Linked DNA regions of Homo sapiens: all the other regions are linked to region 1. The links are chromatin contacts, found by Hi-C or POLR2A ChIA-PET in ENCODE. All regions are on one chromosome and are shown on one strand. Each heading gives the region's core, a stretch centred on a gene start or an enhancer-like site at or near the end of the contact. The rest is flanking DNA. Distances are from core to core; before and after follow the strand shown.

Region 1 (5,895 bases), core at 2,999-5,498:
CTTATTTTTGCATGTTCCTGTTTTTGTTTTTCAGGTGGCACCACTGTGCTGGCCACAGAAAAGCCCACGGTCATAGACAGCACCATACAATCAGGTATCAAATAAAATACGAAATGTGACAGATTCCATGTACCTCTCTTCTCTCCGCGGCTGCGCTCCTCGCTTTCAGTTTCTCTGAAAGTCCTAGAAGGAGAGATGCCACACAGCATCTGGTCTCCAAGCATGAGCCATAAATATTGCTTTCCTTTCATCCACATGTATATGCAGCAGGGAGTGAGATTTCCTTCTCCATCAGTAATTGCCAAATGGTGACAATCCCAGCTCTCCACTGAAGGAACGGAGTAACATACTTTGTTTAAACGCAGCACATCTAGGACATGGATTGTGTTTGCAAACTACAGGAGAAGGAAATCTCACAGGCAGCACAGCCCGACTATTTATTTTCATCCCAATCCTGCAAAACCCAGGCAGGCAAAGTTTGTCAGTTTTGCCTGCCATGGAGTTGGCAGTTTTACAACAGTGTTTCCAGTGGGCGTGCCACAAAACGGGGTTCAGGAAACCAGAGTTTATAATTGTGCACAGAGAGAAGCACACCCTTGGGAACAGCACCTCCTCATCCTTTTATTAATAGAAAAGCGTAACGACTTTTAAAGCCCTCGGTTTGCTGTCGATCAGGGGCCAGTCACGGTTAAACGGTGGCCTTCCTCTCACTGGCCTTTGTGTTTTGTTAGTATCCTGTGAAATTCTTCCCGGCAGACGTACATGAAGGGAAACAGTCAGTATAAGCAATCAGAGGTTTTAAATACTTTAAAGTTAATCATTAGACTAAGGTGAACAGGTCAGTTTTCCAGCTTTCTCCCATTTCCTCTATTGAAGCTCACTCAGTCTTGGCTTCTGCAGTCATTTATTAATGGGGCGTGTGGTGTATATCAATGTTTCCTCTATGGTATGACACTACCCAGCTAGGCAGAAAGTAGAAAGGGCCGCCCTAATTAGTATGCTTCCTTAAAGGACGCTGTCACTGTTGACCTGATTAAACTGCAAAACAAACTTCTCTTTGGTCAAACTTAACCCCCAGCTGCCCTGTAGCATGTTCAGGTTGACAAAATTCCTGCTACCACACAGCCCAGACACCCTCTACAAAACCAAGAGATGAAACAGAAGAGTCACTGCCTAAATTCAGAAAATGGTGTCGTCCTACACACATCTTAAGTTGTAAAATGTGGCTTTCAAAGACTGCGCAGGCACCTCCCATAGCTGAAGGTATCTCATGAAAAAAGCCGTGCCTTTCCTTTTCTTTGTACCTTTCCTGAAAGTTCTCAGCCCTCAGGAAGATTTTCTGTGGATGAAGGGTAGTGACCACCAGTTGGTTCTCTATGTCCTTTCTGGGATAGGGAAGAGGGGTGAGGTGAACAAATGAAGTTCTGATCATATAACAAACATTTTAGCTGTTGTTGCAGTTTCTTCTCTTACCAGAGAGGTAATTAAAGCCACTATGAAGTCGCCAGCTAATTTGTTTCATCTCATCTCTCTTCTCCTTGACTATGAAAGGGGGTAGGGATCGTTAAAAAAAATAAAAGTGAACAACAGCTGTGTAGAAAATGGAAAGTTCTATCAGATTCCAAATCTAGGTAATCTTCCCTGAATGTTGAAGGTCAATATTGTCAGAGCAGGAGCGGTTTTGTTAACACATTTGATTTGTGCACAATCTCAAGGTCACTCAAGGGATGGCTTCTCAGAGGGGCCAGTCGGTCCTGTCACAGAGTCTACTGTGGTCAGAGGGCAGGTATGCAAATTGCAAACAGTAGGACCCGTTGCTATCACCATCTGAACAAGTTCAATCCAAACCACGCGGGTCTACTGATCAGGGGTGGTCAGGTCCGGTTTGCATTTCACAGTCAGTGCAGAGTTCTTTTCAAATTGACTTGCTTTCCTGTTTCTCCATTGTCTGAGTCATGAATCTGGACTCCAAGTGCTCTGTTTGTGGGTAATGGGCTGTCTGACCTTCCTGGAAGGACTTCTGTTGATTGTCACCTTCTGGCTAAGTCAATGCCCAGAATATTGCATGGGGACTTGAGCATGCTTCAAGCCAGGGGTCAGGTCTAACTCTGAAGAGTTGACCCAGTGGCCTGAGTCACCTGATACTTTGATCCACACTGTTCTGCAGGCTCCAGATTCTTCAAGCATCATCACAAGCAGCAGTCAATGAGACCTCAAAACCTTCATCATAATTCCATTTTGCTATTATAGACTCAACTCAGAGTCTTACTATTTCATCTTGCTGATTCTCATCAATATAATAAACTCCATGGGCATATAATATTTATATACTTTTATGTAATCAGATGCATAAAAGCTGGTTAATGCTCTGCCAGCAAGTGATGGGATCCTTACATTTTTAATCTAGCTCTCTCTGGCGAGAGCTCTAACCCTCTGAGGCTCCTCCAGCATTCCTGCAGCAGTTCGGAGTATATTCATCACCTACGATTGTATGGGCCTGAGCACCTCTGCTTGTTTAGACTGAAAGACTAGTCTATGAACAAGTGAGTTAAACTGCTCTATAGAAGTTTGGAATACCAGATATAAAAATTAAATCCTTATGCATACATATGGTGCTAATGATCCAACTTCAGGCAAGATGGGTTGGGCAAGCACAGCTGGTACTTGCTCTCAGAGGCTGTAAATTTGTTTTAAGTTCAGAATATTGTTTCCTGCTATTTTTAAGAGTCAAGAAGGGATTTAGCTGGATTACCCCCATTGAATTTAATGAGAGTTGTGTGCCCCGCCAGGGCTTGGGTAATATTTTGAAAACGTAAACGTCAGTAGTCCTATATGTTTGTTTCATTCATTAATTTGCTTTTTTCTCTCCTTTTCTCTCTCCCTTTCTCCTTTCCTCTGTCCTTCTCTCTTTCTTTTCCCTTTCTATAAATGTTTATGGGTGGTTTGTGTGTTTGTCTTTCTAGCCAGGCTGGAAGTTTCCACATTGAACCTCTCACTCCATAACCCTCCCCAACAAAAGGCATTGATCTAAAAACATATCCTTTAAATAACCAAATTGCCACAAGTTACATGATCAAGACAAGAAGATAAAAGAGCAGTAAAATACAAAAACTTAGAGCGGTTCACCTGGTTAAATGTACAGGATGGGGAAGGACATTGGAAGGTAAAGGCAGACTGTCATTCTCTGAAGCGAGAAGTGCCTGAAACATTTTTTCAGGCAAAGCGGTTCCATGTCCTGGTCATTTCAAAAATATCCAAGTTCCTACATTTTATGGTATCATCAGAATATGAAGAGCCAAAAGAATGGATGATGTCATTTTCTGTTCTATAAACAATAAATGTAATGTATTAACAAAGTAAATACAGGCAGAACTGTGTGTGCTGGGGTGGCTTTCTTTATCCTGAATGTGCATGTTTTATAAAGTACATTTAAGGAGAAAAATCAAAACCACACACACATTAACATGTTCCAATATTAACATTTTCTAACATGAGATTATGCAACAGTACATTTCAGGGTCATGGGCGTTGGCATCCAAGGTTGCTCAATCATTCAGTCACCGTTCAGTTGACTGTACTTCATCTACATAATTCAATCTTGCTGCGGAAAAGAGTGGTAAATTTTGGAGAGGGTTTCCCATGCCTTAAGAAGTCCTATTTCATGGCTATGATAGACTAGACATGAAATATATCTCTCCGATGACACTACAGCTGTGAAATATAGCCTGTTTGCACTAAATGAAAGTACTCACATTTTACACATCACATAGCTTACTAGTTTACTTTCCCAAACTGGCTCTGTCTACCCTTTGGGAGGTCACATTATCATTGGGAGAATCCAAACTGCTCCATTTGGACAGTTTTTATGGTGGATTCCTTCCAAAATTTGACATTAGCTCTAGAAAAGGGTTCCTTATAAACTAAAAATGCAAAGTAAATCATTCTTATCTATTCAATAAATCTTCCCATTAAAATTCCTCCTGCCATTGGGGGAGGGGCCATGGAGACAAGGCTCAGAGCAGAAGGCGAGATACTTTGTTAATAAACACAAGCAAGTTAAAGAAGCTCAAAATGAGATAAGGTCTTGGCCTGACCCTAATACAGCATCTAATACCAGACTTCCCTTATTGTTCATAGGGATTCTTTTGAGGCTTATTTTTAAGTTCAACGGTCCAGATGCCCCAGGCGCCTTCCTGTTTGTTTCAATGCTGCCACCTCGTGGACTGCCTAAAGTCAGTGACAAGCCTAAAGGCCCTTCGTCACTGGAGAAAACAGCTGCATCTGCGGGCTTCGTTCTTTATAGGAGGACGAAAGGAGGGGGCAGAAGCCCGAGAATTTCATCTTTAGAATTTTTTTTATTGTTAGCTTATGTTTACCAAAACAACAGTCATACTTGGAATAAGTAGCAATGATTTCATTTTTCCCATACTTAAAAGTTAAGCTCCTTTCAAAAAGAGGCTGTGTAAAATGTCAGGCTGTGGGTTTTAAAAACACCATAGTCCAACAGCACCTTGTAGGGCACACACAAGGCAAGTCATTCCCGTGAATTCATTCACGCTGTCTTTTCAGATTCCTAAGGAAGCCTTTTGAACATTAAAAAAAAGAAAAGAGAAGTAAAAACGGGTAGCTATTGAAATGGGCTTTGGATTTAGATGACCTTACATTGAGGTTTTAAGCCGGGTGAACAATTTATATGTAAATTTAGAAATTAAAAAAGCAGAAATTTATACTTAAATTAATCGACCTTATAGAAGGCATGGAAGAAAAAAAAATAATCCTAAAATGCTTAAGAGATTCTAACCCTGACATTAAAGACCTGAAGCATGAACTGGTGAGGTGGAAATAGAGAAAACCTCCTGGGTGAGGCATTTCGCCAAGTTACTTTCCACTTTTGAGGCTTCATGGGTCAATCTCTAATTAAGATTCTTTTCATTGGTGGGTATCAACTTATATGATTTATCCTCAAGAACAGAATGGCTTTCATATTAAATACTGTGGAAATGGGGAGAGTGCAGCAAATGTAATACACGTGCTTTAGAAAATAGCCTTCCTGGAGATTTTATGTAAACCCAATTTGACAGGCAGTCCATAATCCTTTTAAAGCTGGATTTTTAAAGAAATTACTAAATGTGGTTTTGCAAACATTTTGACATCTCCATGCATCTTTTGGTTTCTTGGTAATCCTGGCTTTCCTGGAATTTTCAAACAGACATAAAGTTGTATAAATCGTGCTTTCCATGAGTGAACCAAGGGCCTTTGTGACCCTAAATGATCAAATTTGCCTTTCTTTGCTTGTCTCTTATTTTTACTTCCCACCCACTGAAGAGTTTCCAACATATGGTTTTAACTGTGAATTTGGCTGGGGCTCTCACAAGACCTTCTGCCACTGGGAACATGACAATCACGTGCAGCTCAAGTGGAGTGTGTTGACCAGCAAGACGGGACCCATTCAGGATCACACAGGTATCACAGAGTTCACTTCGGCTGCATGGCTTTGCAGATTCTCTTTGATTCCGAGGCTGTGTTACTGGGAGGGTTTCTAATGTCTGTGAATTTAGGGCGGGTAGGAATTACTACAGGCGTTCACATGTGCTATTATTTTCTAGAATTAACAATGTCTCTTTCCCTAGTAGCGAGAAGCATAGGGCAAATCATAGTAATGCCCCTTGAAGTTGGCCACTGATTGGCCTCCTTGAAAACAGCAAATTGGGCAAGGATCTATGAATTAGCATTCATCTTATCCTTTTTTTTTTTTTTTTTTTTTTTGAAATGGAGTCTCACACTGTTGCCCGGGCTGGAATGCAGTGGCACTAGCTCCACTCACTGCAACCTCCGCCTCCTGGCTTCACACGATTCTCTTGCCTCAGCCTCCCAAGTACCTGGGATTACAGGCAT
Region 2 (5,790 bases), core at 2,809-5,308, 910 kb before region 1:
ATAAGCTTTAAAGAATTTTTTTTAAACAAGAAACGGATATTCTGCTTTGGTGCTTATGGGGGAAAGGAAAGATTCTCATTGCAACCCACATAGAAGGATTTTTTTCCCCTTGAGACAGAGTCTTGCTTCCTTGCCCAGGCTGGAGTGCAGTGGTGCAATCTCAGCTCACTGCAACCTCAGCCTCTTAGGTTCAAGTGATTCTCCTGCCTCAGCCTCCCAAGTAGCTTGGATTATGTGTGCACCACCACGCCTGGCTGATTTTTGTATTTTTAGTAAAGACGGGGTTTCACCACGTTGGCCAGGATGGTCTCAAACTCCTGACTTCAGGCAATCCCCCTGCCTCAGCCTCCCAAAGTGCCGAGATTACAGGGGTGAGCCACCACACCCAGCTAGATGGGTTCTTGTCTCCAGAATTTAGCATCTTCTCCGCCAGCACGCATCCTTCTCCTCTCCTAGACTTTCATATTCCATTCAGCAAAGTAAAAGCCTATGGATGTCCTCTGTCCGTAAATTTCGTTGCCTTCAGTTAAGCCCCATCATAAGCCCCATCACAGGGAATTTCACTTTCACACTTGATCTTAGCCAAAAAAGGCTAAGACGCGATAGGGAATTTCACCTTTAAAGAATTCCATTATGGATCCCCTAAGATCGAGAATCCTTTTCTGAAGAAGATAACCGCTTTTTCTCATATTTTTTTCCCCTTTCTGAGCTCCGATTTAAATCATCAGTTTTTATTTCCTGATTTGTGTGTTTTTTAAGCACATTGTATCTGCGCTGGCCTGCCCCACTCCGGATGGGTCTGTTTAACACTGGTCATGGGAGTAGAGGGCAGGAGGCAAGGAATTGAGTCTTCCCACTGTGAAGCTGGACAATTCCTCATCTTTCCTGCTTAGCACTTACTTGCTCACAGGATCAATTAAATGTGTGAAAACACCTTTTTTCTGAATTGCACGGTGAACTGCTGAGTCACCTCACACCGTTGCTGGCTTAGAAAAGCCATTTCGAGTTTGTTCCTAGATGCTGTGGATGCCTCTCAATGATCTGATCCTGCAGGGTGTCAGCAGCCTCAGCGGATTGTCTGTGGGAGGAAGGGGCGTGAGCAGGGGCCCTTCTTCGCTCCCTGGAGGCAGTCTCCCCGCTTGCAAGAAGGTTCCTTCTGAAACCGAGGTTTGGCTTCCATGAGGGATTTTATGATGCAAATATTTTAAGTACAACTTTGAAGGTTTTGCCATTAAAAACAGCTTCGCATGGCTCTGGGCCCAGCTGACTGCAAACTATGAGGGGGGAAAGTGCCATAGATTGCTGGCACTCTATGGCAGGAAATAGAGGAAGGAAAACAACACAAATTTCTAAACCAATCATGACCCGGGCTAATGATCTGGTTTCAGGGTTCAGTTCATATCTGACTTGCATTTACCCGGCTCGAGTTGTCAGCAGCAACGTATCCATTGCAGTTGTTTATGATGGGATTAAATGGGTAAAAACGTTGGCTGACAACCCTGAGATGGGTCAGATTAGGGCTCGCCAAAGAACGTGGGGTGTTTTGGAATATAGCAAACCTTTGAACTCATAAAGCCTCAAAGTGAATTTGCTGTGCACATGCCCTGACTTGGAGCTCCATTTCCAAACTTGCTTTAATTTTATCTGCTTGGCTTGACTTCTATCCAGGCCCAAGGGGCCCCCATTCCGGTCCCAGCAACCAAAGCATTCCCGCAAAATATGAACCCGCAAAGTCCACAAGCTGCTCCTGGCTTCTTACTTTTTTTGATTGATTTATTTGTGTAGCACTTTACAATTTGCAAAACGTTCCCATCTTTTCTTCTTGAGTCCCCAAACCCTGAGAAGCAGGGTAGAGAAATGATAGTTCAATTTTACACATGAGGACACTGAGAAACCAAGAATTTGAGACTTGCCAGGTGATGAGTGGCTCAATCAGAACCCAAAACTCATTGTCCCAACTGTGACCCCTACTTGTGATACAAAGGTTTTATCAAATAAAAAGATTTTACTTTAGGCAATTTTAAATGCCTTACTTGATGGTCATTGTACATTTCGTTGATGGGAAAAAAAGTACAACATAATGTATAAACAATTGCAAAATTAGTAATCCTTTGAAAATTAATTTTATGGGTACAATGAAAAGTTCAAACCTTTAATCCCAGCACTTTGGGAGGCCAAGCGGGAGGCCAAGAATTTGAGACCAGCCTGGGCAACATAGCAAGATCCCCATCTCTACAAAAAGTAAAAAAGCATTAGCCAGGCATGGCAGCATGCACCTATAGGCCTAGCTACTTGGGAAGATGAGATGGGAGGTTTGGTTGAGCCCTGGAGTTCAAGGCTGCAGTGAGCTATGATCACACCATTGCACTCCAGCCTGGGCAACAGAGCAAGACCATGTCTTTAAACAAACTTTTTTTTTTTTAATTTAAAGCTGGGCACGGTGGTTCACACCTGTAATCCCAGCACTTTGGGAGGCCGAGGCAGGTGGATCACTTGAGGTTAGGAGTTTGAAACCAGCCTGGTTAACAAGATGAAACCCCATCTCTACTAAAAACAACAACAACAACAACAACAACAAACAAATTAGCTGGGTGTGGTGGCACATGCCTGTAATCCCACCTACTAGGGAGGCTGAGGCAAGAGAATCGCCTGAACCCAGGAGGTGGAGGTTGCAGTGAGCCAAGATCACGCCCCTGCATTCCAGCCTGTGCAACAGAACGAGACTCTGTCTAAAAAATTTTTTTAATTTAAAATATTTATGAATCATAATACTATTTATATTATAAAATTACATATTATATATGTATGCAAACACATTATACACATATACATATAATGGTTCATTCACACTTCAGGCACTGGGTGTCATAAATTTGCAAAGTCTACTGAAATAGACATTTTAGCCAGGCTTCCATGTGGATGTGCAGAGCCTCCCGGGCTCCCTTGCTGGTGACCGTGGTTTCATGCTCTGCCTCCTCTGCTTCAGTGTTTAAGACCCTCAGACCAGAAGGGGTTCATTTCTAAGCCAGGTTTCAAGGTTGAGAAAAGGAAGAGTTAAGTGAAAATGTTGGAAACTGAGGAGGATCTGAAACACAAGGAAAACAGGGCGCTGCGGAACACAGAATGGCCACAATGAAACGCCAGTTCCTCACAGGCAGGCTTCTGTAGCAGATGCAAAAAAAAGGCCTTGGATGCTAATCCAAAATAGAAAAGATCGCTGGGAGATTGTGAAACAATAACAATTTGCATTAAATCATCAGCTGCTTTCAGCACAGATGGGAAAAGCCTGTTACAAAATGTTGTAAGACATTTGCAGCGGCTTTCAAGCTGGACAGGCATTAAAAACATTCTTGAGCTTTTCATGTTGGGAATAAAAATGTAAATCATTTTTAGCGAGGATTTTTTTTTTTTTACATACCATTTTGTCTTTGTATTTTATTTTATTTTGGGAAAGGAGACGACATAGTAATAGCCAAGGGGAAATGATCCATTTACAGAGTTGGATAGATAAAATTTATCTTCAAAGAGGTAGAATATTAATTATGCATACATAGAAAGAAACTTTGAGCTCTGAGACATTCCCAATGAAACGATGGCTTATTTCACTCAAGATCCTAATCAAGCACAGTTCCCGTATCTGAGAGAGAAACACTGCCAGTTGCTAACATGCCTGCTTTTCTGGGTCAGTTTCAGAGCATGGAGGCAGAGTTGGGGAAGCCGACTAGGACTGGAGGGCCTTGCTCTGGAAGCTCTCTAGGACTGGCTCACGGCTTTGGCCCTGAGAGCACGGGCGCTTCTCCTCCATTGCGCCTTTAAATGGACTGCGGGGGCCGGAAGGCAGGAGCCAGGAGCTGATGCAGCAGGCCCATCTCCCGTGATCCCACGCCCCTGGAGAAGAGGCTAGACAGCCACAGACTCTCAGCGTCTGGAAGGACTGGCTGGCCTAGGGAAACGAGTTTCCAATAACTAATCCAGCTGAACGAGGCACTTCCCTTGGCTCTGGCTCTCCTTCCCGTAAGCCAGGAAATGTTCTCTCCATTCATTCGGGGATGGCTCATCAGGGACTTCTAATCTCGGACTGGTTACTCAGCAGACTATGCTGGTATCTTCTGCTGTGTATCCTAAGTCCTTTCAGTGGTTCCCTCTGGACTAATTGATACTCAGAGATATCCTGTGTGTGTGATTTGTTCAAGGTAATTGTAAGGCCACAAAGAAGCCAATATTGATTTTTTTTTTAAGATGCCACTTTATGTGGCTTGAAATTTACTATGTAGAATATGCAGTCAGTTTAGGGAAAACAATTATCTCATATTCATTTACTCATTCATTCATTCATTCATTCATGGCTCCTGCTGTAGGCCAGGTGCCATGTATATGCTGGAAACTCACTAGGGAATAACGCAGTCTTACACTAACGGGGAATAGCCAGGCTGTGTAACGTTCAGACAGTGATGCTTGGTGCAGAGAAAATAAAGCAGGATTCAGGACTAGGATGTGAGAAGGAGCAGACGGGTTGGAGTTGGGGGATCCGTGTTGTATGAGACTAGGGTGCTTTCAGTAGAGACTCTGGAGGGAATACTGGCAGGAGTGACATTGGTAGGAGTGGCCTGGGACACGGTGGTGGACACGAGGCAGAAGGCAAGATAGAGAGTGAGGCAGTTAAGGAGCAGGGAGACCAGTGTGCTGGAGGACACCAAAATCATCATCAACAACAAATATGGTTGCAAGACAGCGATTCAAATGCTAAAACCTTCACAGAATACAAGCCTATGGGAGATGGTGAGAAGGAGTGAAATAAAGTATGGTCTAATTACAAGCTTCGAGGGAGAAGGGGAGGCATTCCTGAGAAAGGAAGAACGATGACCTGGAAGTGTCAATGGGAGTAAGAAAGACACCTGTCCCATTTCCAACCCCCAAATATGTGCGGGGGGAGCCTCCAGCAGCCACCACTGGGAAGGTGGCCGGTGTCAGTGAGGGCAAGAATAGGGTGGGGCTGCACAATCCCTGAGGGAAGTGAGACCACCTAAAGATGGGACCTAGAAGTCTTGGGCTTCCTTCTGACATCGGAAGCAGAAAGGGGTGTGGGGCAGGATGTGTCATGGGGTCTCTGAAGGGAGGCAGATGCTCAGCTCTAAACACTGCCCACCCCTAGGAGCTGAGGCAGGACTCACCGGGAGCATGTGGGCATTGTGCCTAGAGGTGGCTGTCATAGCTCCACCCATCATAGCAGCCCCAATTCCCACTCCCGCTTCCCTGCTGTGTGTCTGTGTCTTGATGATAGACATCACTCGTTCATTCATTCATTCATTCAGGGCCTACAGTATACGAGACAATGTCTTCATCACTGGGCATTCAGTGGTGAACTAAAGACACCCTGGGCCGGGCGCAGTGGCTCACACCTTTCATTCCAGCACTTTGGGGGCTGAGGTAGGTGGATCACTTGAGCTCAGAGTTTGAGACCAGCCTAGGCAACATGGTGAAACCCCATCTCCACAACTATAGCAACAACGAAGAGACCTTGATGTTCTCATAAAAATGACAGTCCAGAGGCAGGGGCAAACATTAATTAAGTAAACACACTACTAGATAGAGTACATTATGTTGTGACAAGAGCAGTGAAAACAGAGTTGCTGTGATGGAATAATAGGGAAAGGAGACATAATTAAGATAGGAGCCAGATGCTGTGGCTCACATCTATAATCCCAGCACTCTGGGAGGCCAAGGCCAGAGGATCACTTAGCCTGGGCAACATAGGGAGACCTCATCTCTACAAAAAATTCAAAAATTAGT
Region 3 (6,016 bases), core at 647-3,146, 610 kb before region 1:
CAACAAAGCCCGTTGGCCATCGATGTCCTTTCCAGAAACACAGAGGACATGATTCACTCTGGGACAAGTTCTTCTCAGGTCTCAGGGTAGATGTGAGCTTTCAGGCCGTCAACTTCTAACAAATTATGTCCAACGCAAGTATGGTAATTTTGTGACAATCTTTACTCTGCTGGAAGTTGAGATGAGACGACCAAATATATAATTTTCGTGTTTCAATTTTTCTACACCACGTTATTATCTTTAAATAGAAAATGATGTACAAACAGAATGGTTAGGTGCTCTTCCCCCACTTCTTTCCTGTTAGGTCTCTTCAAGCCTCAGTCTTCAAGCTGTCTAGAAAGTGCTGCTTTCAAATATGAAGGGCAAAAGTTTCAATTGGCCTGCTTTCTCTGGCCTTCTGTTATTTCCAGGTGCTGATTCTCAGTGCAAAAACTCCAATTTACTCGTGTAATTACCCAATTTATATGCACAAAGGTGGGCTGCCACTCACAAAAATTAATGCAGCCCCAAATACTGCAGGTGAGGCCAGTTCTTATGTGATTCTTACTTAACTCATTCAGACCTGGCTAGGAATTTCACTGGCTAAATTATTTAAGTTATGCCACATATCTTAATTTTATGTTAGTTCCTTGATGTGGCCCTAATCTGATTTGTCCTCAGGTGAATCTAGATTTGACTTTACAGGCAGCGGTGAGCTTCAGTGACTTCTTCAGAAGGGTGATGTGATGCTGCTGGAATGTTTACACAATGAATGATTGACTGAGACACATGAGGAGGCCATCACCACTGAAGCAATGAGTACTGGCTGGAACATGGCCTGGAGATCTGGAAGGGGTGGTAGGTGGGTAAGAAAAGGACTTGTTTCTCAAGAAAGTTGGTCATACTCAGGTTGACTGAGATGATTCTAAGAGTCTCAAACTGCCTAAGAAAATAATACGGGTTGTCTTTGACTAGAGGGAGAAGTGATTTAAGCGTTCTTGTGTAAAGACATTAAGCTTGGTAAGGACATGGGCTTTGATGGAGGGGACCACACCTCATTCATTTCTATTATTATTATTATTATGAGACAGTGTCTCTCTCTGTTGCCCAGGCTGGAGTGCAGTGGTGCAGTCTCAGCTCACTGCAGCCTTGAATTTCTGGGCTCAGGCAATCCTCCCATCACAGCCTCCTGAGTAGCTGGGACCACAGGCACATGCCACCAGGCCCAGCTAATTTTCTGTATTCTTAGTAGAGATGAGGTCTTGCCATGTTGCTCAGGCTAGTCTTGAACTCCTGGGCTCACGTGATCAGCCTGCCTGCCTCTGCCTCCAAAAGTGCTGGGATTACAGGTGTGAGCCACTGTGCCTAGCATCCTGTAGTTTTTTTATACAGTATTTTGACCTGAGTGCATAGATGTTCAATCAGATATTTGGTGGATAATTGACTAAGTAACATGGGAACATCTGAACAATAGGATTAGAAGGCAAAGCAGGTCCAGGATGGCTGAGTCAGGTTTTGGTATTGAAGTTTTATATGACTGACAATTTTAACTATGTAAGATGGCCAGTGAGTAAAAGATATGTAAAAACAGCATGTTCCAAGGAATATTCTTCTCTGACAGATTTCTATCTGTCTGGGTTACTTGATCTGGTTGGTTGTCTCTGGGTGGCTGGCTTTTCCTTACCCTACCATTATGCTAACAGCAAGAGAAAGTGGAGTTCGGTGCCTCTAAACCTGGACTGGTATGGCTGTTAGGAGGCAGGAGGAAAATGATTTTACCTGCCATTGAAAATGGTAAAGTCATACTCATGAAGCCCCATTAAGGCAGGACCGTCCTTTGCCCTGAATGTGATTCTGCAGCCAGACTGTGCACGCAGGTACCCAGTGATGACAAGGGGACCCTGACAGCTAGGCAAATGACAATCAGGTGGATACCATAAGCCTGAAGTTACGCAATGTTCATATCTGCCCCGAGTTTACTTCTATTAAAAGCTGCTGCATACCCATAGTATGTGTCTATCTTTGTGCCTGGCAAGATTTTTTTAAGCTCTTAAAATGACTTGCCATTTAGGTAGGCAAGGCTCCAAATAATGAAACTGGAAACCAGAGGCTGGCTTCGTGTTTTGAGTGGCCTGCAAAGAGGAAATTTCCCCTTCTCTCCTCTCTCCTTTCTCTCATCTCTTTCTCATTTTTCCTTTTGGATTATCATCATGCAGTCTTCGTGTGCCGCTCATTTATTCAACAATCTGTATACATTTAACATCCAATGATTAATGATTTCCCTGACAAATTTAAGGAGACAATTGCACTAAAACTCCTCTGATATCTATAGCATATTTAAAAGTCTCATTTAGGCCGACTGTAGTGGCTCACGCCTGTAATCCTAGCACTTTGGGAGTGTGAGGTGTGAATCACTTGAGGCCAGGAGTTCGAGACCAGCCTGGTCAACATCGTGAAACCTCGTCTCCACTAAAAATACAAAAATTAGCCGGGTGTGGTGGTGGGTGCCTGTAATATCAACTACTCAGGAGGCTGAGACAGAAGAATCACTTGCACCTGAGAGGAGGAGGTTGCAGAGCCAAGGTTGTGCCACTACACTCCAGCCTGGGCTACAGACCAAGACTCTGTCTCAAAATAAATAAATAAATAAATAAATGTCTAATTTAACAGTAACATCCTTGGCTTTTGATGCTTTTTTATTGCCTTATTATTATTATTTTTTGCATCAACTCAGGATCAGCTGCAATCTTTTCTGCTTCTTCTCTGGTTCTCCATATCTGTGGGCTTCCCTGGCTCCTTTTGAAGGGAAGCATGGTAATGAGAGAGGGTAATGTACAAAGGTCAGAATGTGCCCTTTTTGCTCTGGCAAGCCAAAAATGTTAACGTGACTGGTGGTGCTAAAAAGCAAGCTCCCAAATTGGCCTGTTAATCTTCACTGGTCACGTTTGAGGAATTTTCTCTATCCCACTTTCCTGATAGGGAAAGTGAATTCCAAACCCGAGGCCAATACTTTCAAGGTTATGGGAAAAGTAAATACTTTAGTGTCTGCAAATAATCCTTTCTTGCTGCAAGAAAAATGTACCTATTAATAAAATAAAAATTGTTGTGCAAATATTTCTTTAAAGAGAGACAATAAAAATGTCAAAGTGTTTTATATAAAGGCCTCCAGCCCATTGTAAATGTCCTGAGTGACTACTAATGCTGTATTAACCCCAGAGAAAACTGCTTGTAGGACATGAGCTCAGGAGTTCTGGGCTCTGGGAAGCACGGTTTGAGCTGAGACCCTCTCAGCTTATATAAAAGATAAGTGGAAGGTGGCCTCCTTTCAGGAGGGACACATCTCTCCTTTGCTTCAAAGTGGTTTAATATGAAATATATTTGGCCTTTGCCCCTGGTTCCTGATACTGAGTTCCTAAACCCTGGTAATTTCCTGAGTGATAGGAATGTCTTTTGTTATTCATAATGAACCCCTTTTGATCACACCTAAGTTTATGTTAATGAGGTAACTTAGGGTGGGGTCCCTAAATAGCCTCAGGTTGGGGCTGAGGAAAGACCAAGCCATTAGAAAGATGGAATTTTCTGACCCACACACTAACTTCTGGAAGACTGGGGGAGCTTGGAGGCCAACTTCTATAAAAACTCTCCAACAAGATTTGATGAGCTTCTGGGTGGTTGAACATGTGGAGATGCTGGGAGTGTCAAAGGCTTTTGAGCCAGAGCAATTCCATCTTGAATAGGGGCTGGGTGAAATAAGGCTGAGACCTACTGGGCTGCATTCCCAGGAGGTTAGAGCATTCTAAGTCACAGGATAAGATAGATAGGTGGTTGTCAAAAGATACAGGTCTCAAAGACCTTGCTATAAAAAAGCATGTGGTAAAGAAGACGGCCAGAACCCACAAAAACCAAGATGGCAACAAGAATAACCTCTGGTCACTCTCACTGCTCAGTATATGCTAATTATAATGCATTAGCATGCTAAAACACTCCCATCAGCGCCCTGACAGTTTACAAATGCCATGGCAATGTCTAGAAGTTACCCTATATGGTCTAAAAAGGGGAGGAACCCTCAGTTACGGGAATTGCCCACCTCTTTCCCTGAAAACTCATGAATAATCCACCCTTTGCTTGGCATATAATCAAGAAATAACTATATAAGTATAATCAGCTGTGCAGTCCACGCCACTGCTCTACCTAAGGAGCAACCATTCTTTTATTCCTTTACTTTCTTAAAAAACTTACATTCACTTTACTCCGTGGACTTGTCCTGAATTCTTTCTTGCATGAGATCCAAGAACCCTCTCTTGGGGTCTGGATAGGGACCCCTTTCTGGTAATAGGAGGGTGGTATGCAGGAGAGGGCATGGAGGCTCTACAACCCCCATACCTTGCCCTCTCCATCTCTCCATCTGGATGTTCATCGCTGCCCTTTATAATAGACCAGTAAATGTAAGGGAACTGCTCCCTTGAGTTCTGTGAGCCATCATTGTGTTACTGAGCTGAACTGGAGTCTGCTCACCTGATGCGTAAAGTCAGACACTGAGAACCAGGTTTGCAGCTGGAGAAAACAATATTTATTGGAGGGCACCGTGCAAGGAGAATGGGCAGCTAATGCTTAAGACCCAAATTCCCCAATAACTTACAGGCAAGGGTTTTTATTGTTTATTTATTCGTTTGTTTGTTTTTTGAGATGGAGTTTTGTTCTTGTTGCCCAGGCTGGAGTACAATGGTGTGATCTCAGCTCACTGTAACTTCCGCCTCTTGGGTTCAAGCAGTTCTCCTGTCTCAGCCTCCCAAATAGCTGGGATTACAGGTGTGTGCCACCACTCCCGGCTAATTTTTTGTATTTTTAGTAGAGACAGGGTTTCACCATGTTGGTCAGGCTGGTCTCGAACTCCTGACTTCAGGTGATCTACCCACTTTGGCCTCCCAAACTGTTGGGATTACAGGAGTGAGACACTGCATCCGGCCAGGCAAGGGTTTTTTAAAGGCTGGGGTACATTTCAGGAAAACAAGTTGCAGGTCAAATCTTAAACCAACACATGGAGGTTAAGCCTTAGTCTGGCCTGTGGATGTGACTCCTTCCAGGCCCCTCAGGAAGAAATTTAGAGAAAAAAATGGCAGTCAGAGTTCAGTCCTCAGTTTTCCTGTAGCTGACAACCATGTGATGTCATGTGAGTTGCTTCCAAAAAGCAATGCAAGTACGTATGTCAAGATGTTACCCTTCCATCTCTATAGCGAGCCCAAACACCTTATGACTCTGGCTTGCTTGGGAGACTATTGCTACTATCTTCTTGCTGATCAGGCTGCTCATTTACATTTTTTTTTTTTTTGACACAGGGTCTTTTTCTGTTGCCCAGGCTAGAGTGCAGTGGTGCAATCATAGCTCACTGCAGCCTCCAGCTCCTGGGCTCAAGCAATCCTCCCCCCTCAGCCTCCTGAGTAGCTGGTAGCTGGGACTACAAGCGCATGCCATCATGCCTGGTTAATTTTTGTATTTTTCGTAGAGATGGGGTTTTACCATGTTGGCCAGGCTGATTGTAAACTCCTGGGTTCAAGTGATCCACCCACCTTGGCCTCCCAAATTGCTGAAATTATAGGTGTTAGCCACTGGGCCTAGGTGCCTGGAAATTCCCTTATAGAGACTCAAGACTTCTGGCAGGCCCCTAAGAGGGATCCCTGCTCTGTCTCGCTAGCAAAGTATCCAATCCAAAGGGGTGGAATCATGAGACCCTGATTTATAGCCAGTTAATCAAAAGCACAAGCTGCATCCTGTGATTCGCCATTGGTGTCTGAAGTGGGGGCAACCTTGTGGGGCTGAGCCCTCAATCTGTGGGTCTGATAGTAGCTCCAGGTAGTGTCAGACCCAGTGACAGAACTGAATTGAATTATAGGACACCCAGCTGGTGTCTGCTGGAGAATTGCTTGGTGTATTTGAAAAACAAAAACAAAAACCACACACACATATCTGGTTGCAGAAGTGTTCTATGTTGAGTGTGAAAGCAGAGAGAAAAAACAGTTTGATTTTTCCTTTACATAAA
Region 4 (6,677 bases), core at 3,516-6,015, 930 kb before region 1:
GGAAGGGTAAACTACCCAGCTGAGAGGTTGGTTATGTTGAAGGGAAGGGGAGATTAAAGGTAGAAATGTAGGAAGAGCCTTCAATGCTAGATTGAAAGTTTGAAGAGAAATAGTGCTAGGAAAGAACACTGGCCCAGTAGCCAGGTGGCCTGGCTCTTCCGGCCTCAGTTTTCTTATCTCTCAACCAAGATTAGAATAAATGATTGCAGGCCAGGCACAATGGCTTGTGCCTGTAATCCCAGCACTTTGCGAGGTCAAGGTGGGCTAATCACTTGAGGCCAGGTGTTCGAGACCAGCCTGGACAACATGATGAAACCCCATCTCTACTAAAAATACAAAAATTATCCAGTCCTGGTGGCACATGCCTGTAATCCAGGCTACTCGGGAGGCTGAGGCAGAAGAATCACTTGAACCCGGGAGGCAGAGGTTACAGTGAGCCAAGATTGCACCACTGCCCTCCAGCCTGGACGACAGAGCAAGACTCTGAATCAAAAAAAAGAAAAGAAAGAATAAATGATTGGATGTCAGTTACTAAACCCTTGGATGAAATGAAAGTTTAAGAAGAAGCTAAATGTAAAGCAGATGCAAGTAGAACCCCTCTAGTTGACTACAGAGGCTGGATCCTGTTAGCTGCTGCTGAAGATCAGAGCTTCTCAAAGTGTGGTCCACAGAACAGCACCTTTAGCATCACCTAGAAACTTGTTAGGAATACATATTCTTGGTCCCTGCATTGACCCTACTAGATGTAAACCTTTACGGGTGGGGCCCAGGAATCTGGTTTTTAATGAGCCTTCCAACTCATTCTGAAACAAGTTCAACTTTGAGAATCACTGTTCTAAAGTCTAGACGATCTCTGAGGTCCTTTTTGGTCCTGAAACCCAATACTCACAATATATTACTCTACATAAAGCAAGAAACCTATAAATGCTGCTCATTAAGGGATTTAGTGACCAAATTAGGGTTTGAGGAAGATTAATTTTGTGGAGCAAAGGCAAAGAGGAAAAAATGGGAGAAGCAGTACTACCGTTGGCCCTTAAACAACATGGGGGTTGGAGGACCATCCCCCTTCCTCCTCACACACACAATCAGAAATCCCCATGCAACTTCTGACTTCCCGAAAACTTAACTACTGCACTAATATCGCACTGTTGAACAGAAACCTTACCAGTAACATAGACAGTTGATTAACACACACTCTGTACATTTTATGTATTATATGCTGTATTCTTACAGTAATATAAACTAGAAAGAAGATGTTATTAAGAAAATCATAAAGAAGAGAACATACATTTCCTTTTCTTTAAATGGAAGTGGATCATCATAAAGATCTTCTCCATTGTCTTCAGATTGAATAGGCAGGGGAGGAGGAGAAAGGAGTAAGTCTTGTCTCAGAGTGGCAGAGGTGGAAGAAACTCTGTGTATCAGTGGACCCTCAAAGTTCAAACTCATGGTGTTCAAGGGTCAACTGTAGTTTGAAGAGCTTTAACTTAGTTCAGGTGAGGAAGATGGGGCAACTGGCAATGTGGGATCAGCATCCAGGTGTAAAAGCACCTCATGAAATCAATTCTTGCCTAACTTTGGGAGGTTATAAAACAAGTTCCCTGGAAAATCTCTAATTGTCTTCTGCAACAATATTACTATTAATGGCATTTTTCTAAGGTATTTAGTTCATTTTCCTAGATGATCAAGTACATTGAGTCATTCCCATGTAGCAACATGACAGAATTATGTTAATCTGCTTATATTGTTTGGCATAATTGACTCAATCCATTCCTACTACATTTCTTGAAACAGGATTCTTTTGTGATGTGTGATAAATTCTTAACTATGTATATTTACACAAAGAGGCTGAAAAGAGTAATGAGCATGGTGTCAAGCTGAAGGAGAAAACAGCAGCTGAATATGGAAATAGTTAACACACATGCACACAGTTCCAACCTGGCACAGCCCCGCCTGAGCTTATCATTCTCCATACCATGCCATGAGGAGCAGTGTTCGCCATTTGACTTTGCCTGGGAATGTGGATTCCAAACCAGCATCTTGACATTTACTCTTTAACTAATTATTTAATTCATCAAATTCATTGAGTTCTTACTATGTCCCAGGCATTGTGGTTGGTATGGGAGAACAAAGATCGAAAAGAAAAAATGCCCTCAGAACTCTCCAGTAGAACTGATAAAAAATAAAGGAATACTTGGTACCATATAGCAGAGGTAGGCTAGGGGTGTGCATGGGGTGTTGAGAACCACGGAGCTGTGAGGACCACATCAGTGTGCGGTGGTCAGAAAAGGCTTGAAAGAACCCCTCTTTGAAATTGGAATATATTTTAAATATATAACAGAGAAGCAGACATATGTCTTTGAGAACTCAGATTGATGAGTTTATTTCTGGTTTCTGACATTGTATCCACATGCGAGACCTCCAGGTTTGTTTGAGGCTAAATGAGTATTTCCTACGTCTTAGTATCTAGATGTTTTTCATTGGGAAAAGTGAAAATGATTTGAAATTCATTTTGGTTTCTTTATAAGATTTTAACTTTGAATGGGAACAGTGAATAGGCTGGAATGCATTTCTATGTTATCTACTTAATATGAACAATCATGTTAGGGAAAATGTTTGAAAAAATCTTGTACATTTGGAAACTCAACTACTGAAGGTCATGGACCACATTATTATATATCAAAATGCCATAGCAACTTCAGACAGACAACTTGGCTTGTATTAGCATTTCCGGTAATGAGTGAGCAGGGAATTATTTGGATGACAGGCTGATTACCTTAGAAATGGAATCATTTCCTAAATTATGGGTCACAAGTTGACCTTTTCTTTTTTTTTTTTTTTTCATTTTCAAGAAACTGAGATCTTGCTCTATTTTACTGATCATGTAAATGAGCTTAAAGTGACTGGAATTCTACTTAGTGTATTAATTTTCATACCAATTCTTATGGTTACCTTAGGAAGAGCTGCTCAGTTGTTTAAAATGTAGCTTGGTCTATGGTTTTAATTATCTGTTTTACAAAATGAGCTTTTTGCATCTTGGAATCCTTCTCTTCTCTTATGTATTCTGACCTTGAAGGGTCACTGTATTTGGAAGGGATGGGACCATGATCTCATTCTTTGGAATGGTTTGTAATCATTTTAGTTTTAAGGAACCACAAACTCACCTTCAAGCTGTGTGTACAACTGAGCCCATATTAGTTGAAATTGTCATGCTTGTTAGAAATGCCCACACACAAAGTGCAGCCAGATGTGTCACAGAGAAAAATATGTAAGCCAATTACTTTACATACAGAGCAGGATGCTGCGGAAAATTCATCCAAGTAGCCCTTTCAATCTACCTATTTTGAAAATGTTCTCTATAAGCTCTAGCAGTACAGAATGCACCTGTTCCTGGGCCTTTGTTCAAAATAATGTCTGGGCCTGAGGGAGCTGATTTGTGGCACAAAAGGTCTTTAGATGAGCAGAGGCCCAGAAAATTTCCTTAGCTCCATAATTGAAGTGAATTCTCTCCCAAGTTGAGCAAGAGAAGAAGAAAAGGCAACTTCTTCCTCACGTAGTGCCAGGTGCAACATAAATAAAGCAGCAAGTTGCTTTAAATCTTTCTTAAGATAATGGAACAATAGGTGAGGTTAGGGTTATTATCACAGAGCTTCGATATGGACAGGACTTAGTGTTGCTTTTAAAAGAACTAAATTGCAGGCTGCAGACGTAAGTACAGTATGCCGTAAAAACTTTGCAGATACCTGAGTGTTGCCAACAAGGAGACTTGCTGGCTGAGACGACTGATAGATGGGATAATGGAGCCTTTAATAATAGCTGTATTGCTAAATCCTTTCCATCCCAGGTTGGGAGTGACTGAAAGTAGTTTAGTCCTTCAGGTAGAAAATTGATACTCTGCAATGTGAATATCCTCTTCTCCCTCAAGCTTGCTTGTTTCCTAGCTGTCCGTCATTCAATGAATAACAAAATCTGTCCTTTTCTCCCTTTTCCTGTTTCAGACTTTAATAGCTCTCCCTGCCCTCTTAGGGCTCTGCCTGCTTTAATTGGCAAGGCAGTCATAGCACACAGCCACTCTGTACCACTAGATTGCCTCCCTGTGCCTGGGCAATTTCAGAAAATGGTGGTTTTCCTTTCGTTTCCATCTTTTTTAAGACTTAAAAAGTATCTGCTCTCATTTTCTCCTAGCGGCCTCCATGCCTTGACTCAAAAAATGCTGCCTTAGTTGACAGCCTTGAAATGAGTATGACCCTAGCTCTAGTTGGGTGGAAATCACCTCGCATAGAAATAGACCTGGAGGGCCGGGCACGGTGGCTCACTCCTATAATCCCAGCACTTTGGGAGGCCCAGGTGGGTGGATCCCGAGGTCAGGAGTTCAAGACCAGCCTGGCCAACATGGTGAAACCCCGTCTCTACTAAAAATACAAAAATTAGCCGGGCGTGGTGGCAGGTGCCTGTAATCCCAGCTACTCAGGAGGCTGAGGCAGGAGAATCACTTGAACCCAGGAGGCTAAGGTGGCAGTGAGCCAAGATCACGCCATTGCACTCTAACTTGGCGACAAGAGCAAGACTCCGTCTCAAAAAAAAAAAAAGAAAGAAATAGACCTGGAGATAAGCCATCTGCAGAGAGGTGCCCATCACACATGGAGAGAGCCTCTGTACTGTCGCAAAGTCAGCACTTTATTCTGCCCTGTGACCTGTCCCTCAGCCAAAGGCTCTGTGACTCATGGCCATGCTATGCTCAGAAGCCCTGTGTGGTAGGAACTCCTGAAGCTACCTTGGGTTGCCATTAGCCCAGATACTAAAGTGCCTGGCTTGTTTTGTAGAGCAACCTTTTTATTTTCAGTGTTCCTATTGCTTAAGATGGGGGCGGGGATAAAAGATCTAAGCACTGGTGTGAAAGATGAGGTGAAGACAAATACAATTAAGACCAAAACATTCATTTCTAAAAACTTCATGAGGGAAACGGGTGTGCTTTGCAGTCTTTTCAGCCATTACTCACATCCTTAGGAGCAATTAAGCTTTTCAACATTCAAGACCCACAAGAGTTCAGTCAATAGTTACATAATTATGGCATGTGTGGGTGGGTGCGGAAGGCTGGGAAGGCACGATGGGTAGACAAAAGTTAACGTTGTTTTGATTAAAGGTTGTACATAAGTCTACTGAAGAAAATAATTACCAATATTAGCACTGGCCACTTTTCAACAGAGTCAACAGTTGACACTCTTCACATGATTTAATGGCATAAAAATGATTTCTGCTCCCTACCAAATCTTTAAATTGCTACTCTTATCAGAATATGGAATTCCTATTAGGGTCACAGCTCATGTGAATTGCTAAAGTAAGGATTGTGAATCTCAAGGGAATGCCATTAGTCTTTTTGTCATCAGCATCATTCTCACCATCATCTTCATCACAGGTTTTCATCCAAAGTGCCTGAATGTTTTGTATTTTACTTTTTGTTTTCTATATGTGCCCTTGGACATACAAAATTTTGCAGATTTTTATCATTCATAATTTAAGGAGAAAATCTGCTCAAAGTGATCCTTTATAAAAATATTACATATGTGTGTGGATATATATATACACGTGCACACCCACACATACTTACACACTATTTTCCTTATCTATAAGAAGAAAAGTGATAGATTATTTGAAATTATTGAATATTCTATGTATATGTTAATATAACAATGATTTTATTTCATAAGTGGCAGCACACTCGCATATTAAGCTGTCAAAGTCTTACAGTATTACCTAGTTCTAATTAGTACTGAAACTTTGTACTGTGGATATTCATGTTTGTTCTTTACTCTGTTAACTGTCTATTAAATATTTCGTTTTGTATTTTCATTTTTTTCTATTTTTATTTTGAAGCAATGATTTTATTTAATTAAGAGAAATGCTTAAAGACTTAATTCATAAAACACCGTATGAGACCATTACAAGCATGTAATCTCCAGCACTTTGGGAGGCAAAGGTGGGAGGATCACTTGAGAGCAGGAGTTCAAGACCAGCCTGGGCAACACAGCAAGACCCTGCCTCTACAAAAATTAAAAAGAAAAAAAAAATTAACCAGGCATGGTGGTGCATACCTGTAGTCCTGGCTACTGAGGACAGCTTGAGCCCAGGAGTTTGAGGCTGCAGTGAGCTGTAATTGTGCCACTGTACTCCAGCCTTGGCAACAGAGCAAGATTCTGACTCTAAAATAAAAACAAAATGTTTAAAAAAAAAACTGTGGAAAATATTTTTTTATATTTTACCCTACTAAATGATACCAACATTGTATAGCTTCCTCAAGCTTGAATTATTATCCCTTTATAATCTATGAGAAAGACAAGTACTTTGTAGTCCACTTACAAAAAAAAATACATATTTTTCACTTGTGGTTTTAAACATAGGCCATGAAGAGATTTACATATCATGGCTCTCCAGCATCCTGTGTAATATATACTCGTGTGTTTATTTCCATCTTACAATCTCTATTGTTATTATGGCTCTGGCAGCCATGTTTTTTTTTTATTTAAAAGGTCATTGCTTGTAACCAATTTCATCACAGGGTTATTTGTAATTTGCACTGTTAGAACAGAGCTTCGCCTTGTTCTCTGGTGAATCTCCAGAGTTATTACAGTTATGCCTGCGCAGGTATTTCCCTATGTGGGTGTTACTTTGTCGCTGCA

The links. Hi-C counts contacts between places; a loop is a spot of excess contacts on that map. ChIA-PET counts read pairs that join two places held with the same protein, here RNA polymerase II (POLR2A). Pooled maps may share reads with other maps.
Region 2: a map of vagina shows a loop between it and region 1 (7-fold over the local background). The contact joins two enhancer-like sites. A Hi-C loop is called at or near these places in 1 of 168 maps with a recorded cell type or tissue (vagina) and 6 of 50 pooled maps. POLR2A ChIA-PET finds 5 or more read pairs at or near these places in 2 of 52 experiments (BJ and WTC11).
Region 3: a map of HepG2 shows a loop between it and region 1 (5-fold over the local background). The contact joins two enhancer-like sites. A Hi-C loop is called at or near these places in 2 of 168 maps with a recorded cell type or tissue (Caco-2 and HepG2) and 1 of 50 pooled maps. POLR2A ChIA-PET finds 5 or more read pairs at or near these places in 1 of 52 experiments (PC-9).
Region 4: a loop to region 1 is called in a map of naive thymus-derived CD4-positive, alpha-beta T cell, with 6 times the contacts of the local background. The contact joins two enhancer-like sites. A Hi-C loop is called at or near these places in 2 of 168 maps with a recorded cell type or tissue (HepG2 and naive thymus-derived CD4-positive, alpha-beta T cell), 1 of 37 single-sample maps with no recorded cell type and 4 of 50 pooled maps.

Annotation. Positions count from the first base shown.
Region 1 is chr10:33,191,849-33,197,743 of GRCh38, reverse strand. It overlaps NRP1 (neuropilin 1), which reads left to right. Exons shown (of 17, transcript NM_003873.7): 12 at 35-94; 13 at 5,326-5,463. Among named protein-coding and RNA genes, the nearest start is that of IATPR, 78 kb to the right of the region's middle. Within about 2 kb of position 4,248, at least 17 of the 41 ENCODE cell types and tissues checked have a DNase peak (open chromatin) inside an H3K27ac peak, as active enhancers do.
Region 2 is chr10:34,100,584-34,106,373 of GRCh38, reverse strand. No RefSeq gene overlaps it. Among named protein-coding and RNA genes, the nearest start is that of LINC02629, 200 kb to the right of the region's middle. Within about 2 kb of position 4,058, at least 19 of the 41 ENCODE cell types and tissues checked have a DNase peak (open chromatin) inside an H3K27ac peak, as active enhancers do.
Region 3 is chr10:33,796,656-33,802,671 of GRCh38, reverse strand. No RefSeq gene overlaps it. Among named protein-coding and RNA genes, the nearest start is that of LINC00838, 27 kb to the right of the region's middle. Within about 2 kb of position 1,896, at least 7 of the 41 ENCODE cell types and tissues checked have a DNase peak (open chromatin) inside an H3K27ac peak, as active enhancers do.
Region 4 is chr10:34,122,984-34,129,660 of GRCh38, reverse strand. The region is part of intron 23 of PARD3 (par-3 family cell polarity regulator); the gene reads left to right. Among named protein-coding and RNA genes, the nearest start is that of LINC02629, 220 kb to the right of the region's middle. Within about 2 kb of position 4,765, at least 4 of the 41 ENCODE cell types and tissues checked have a DNase peak (open chromatin) inside an H3K27ac peak, as active enhancers do.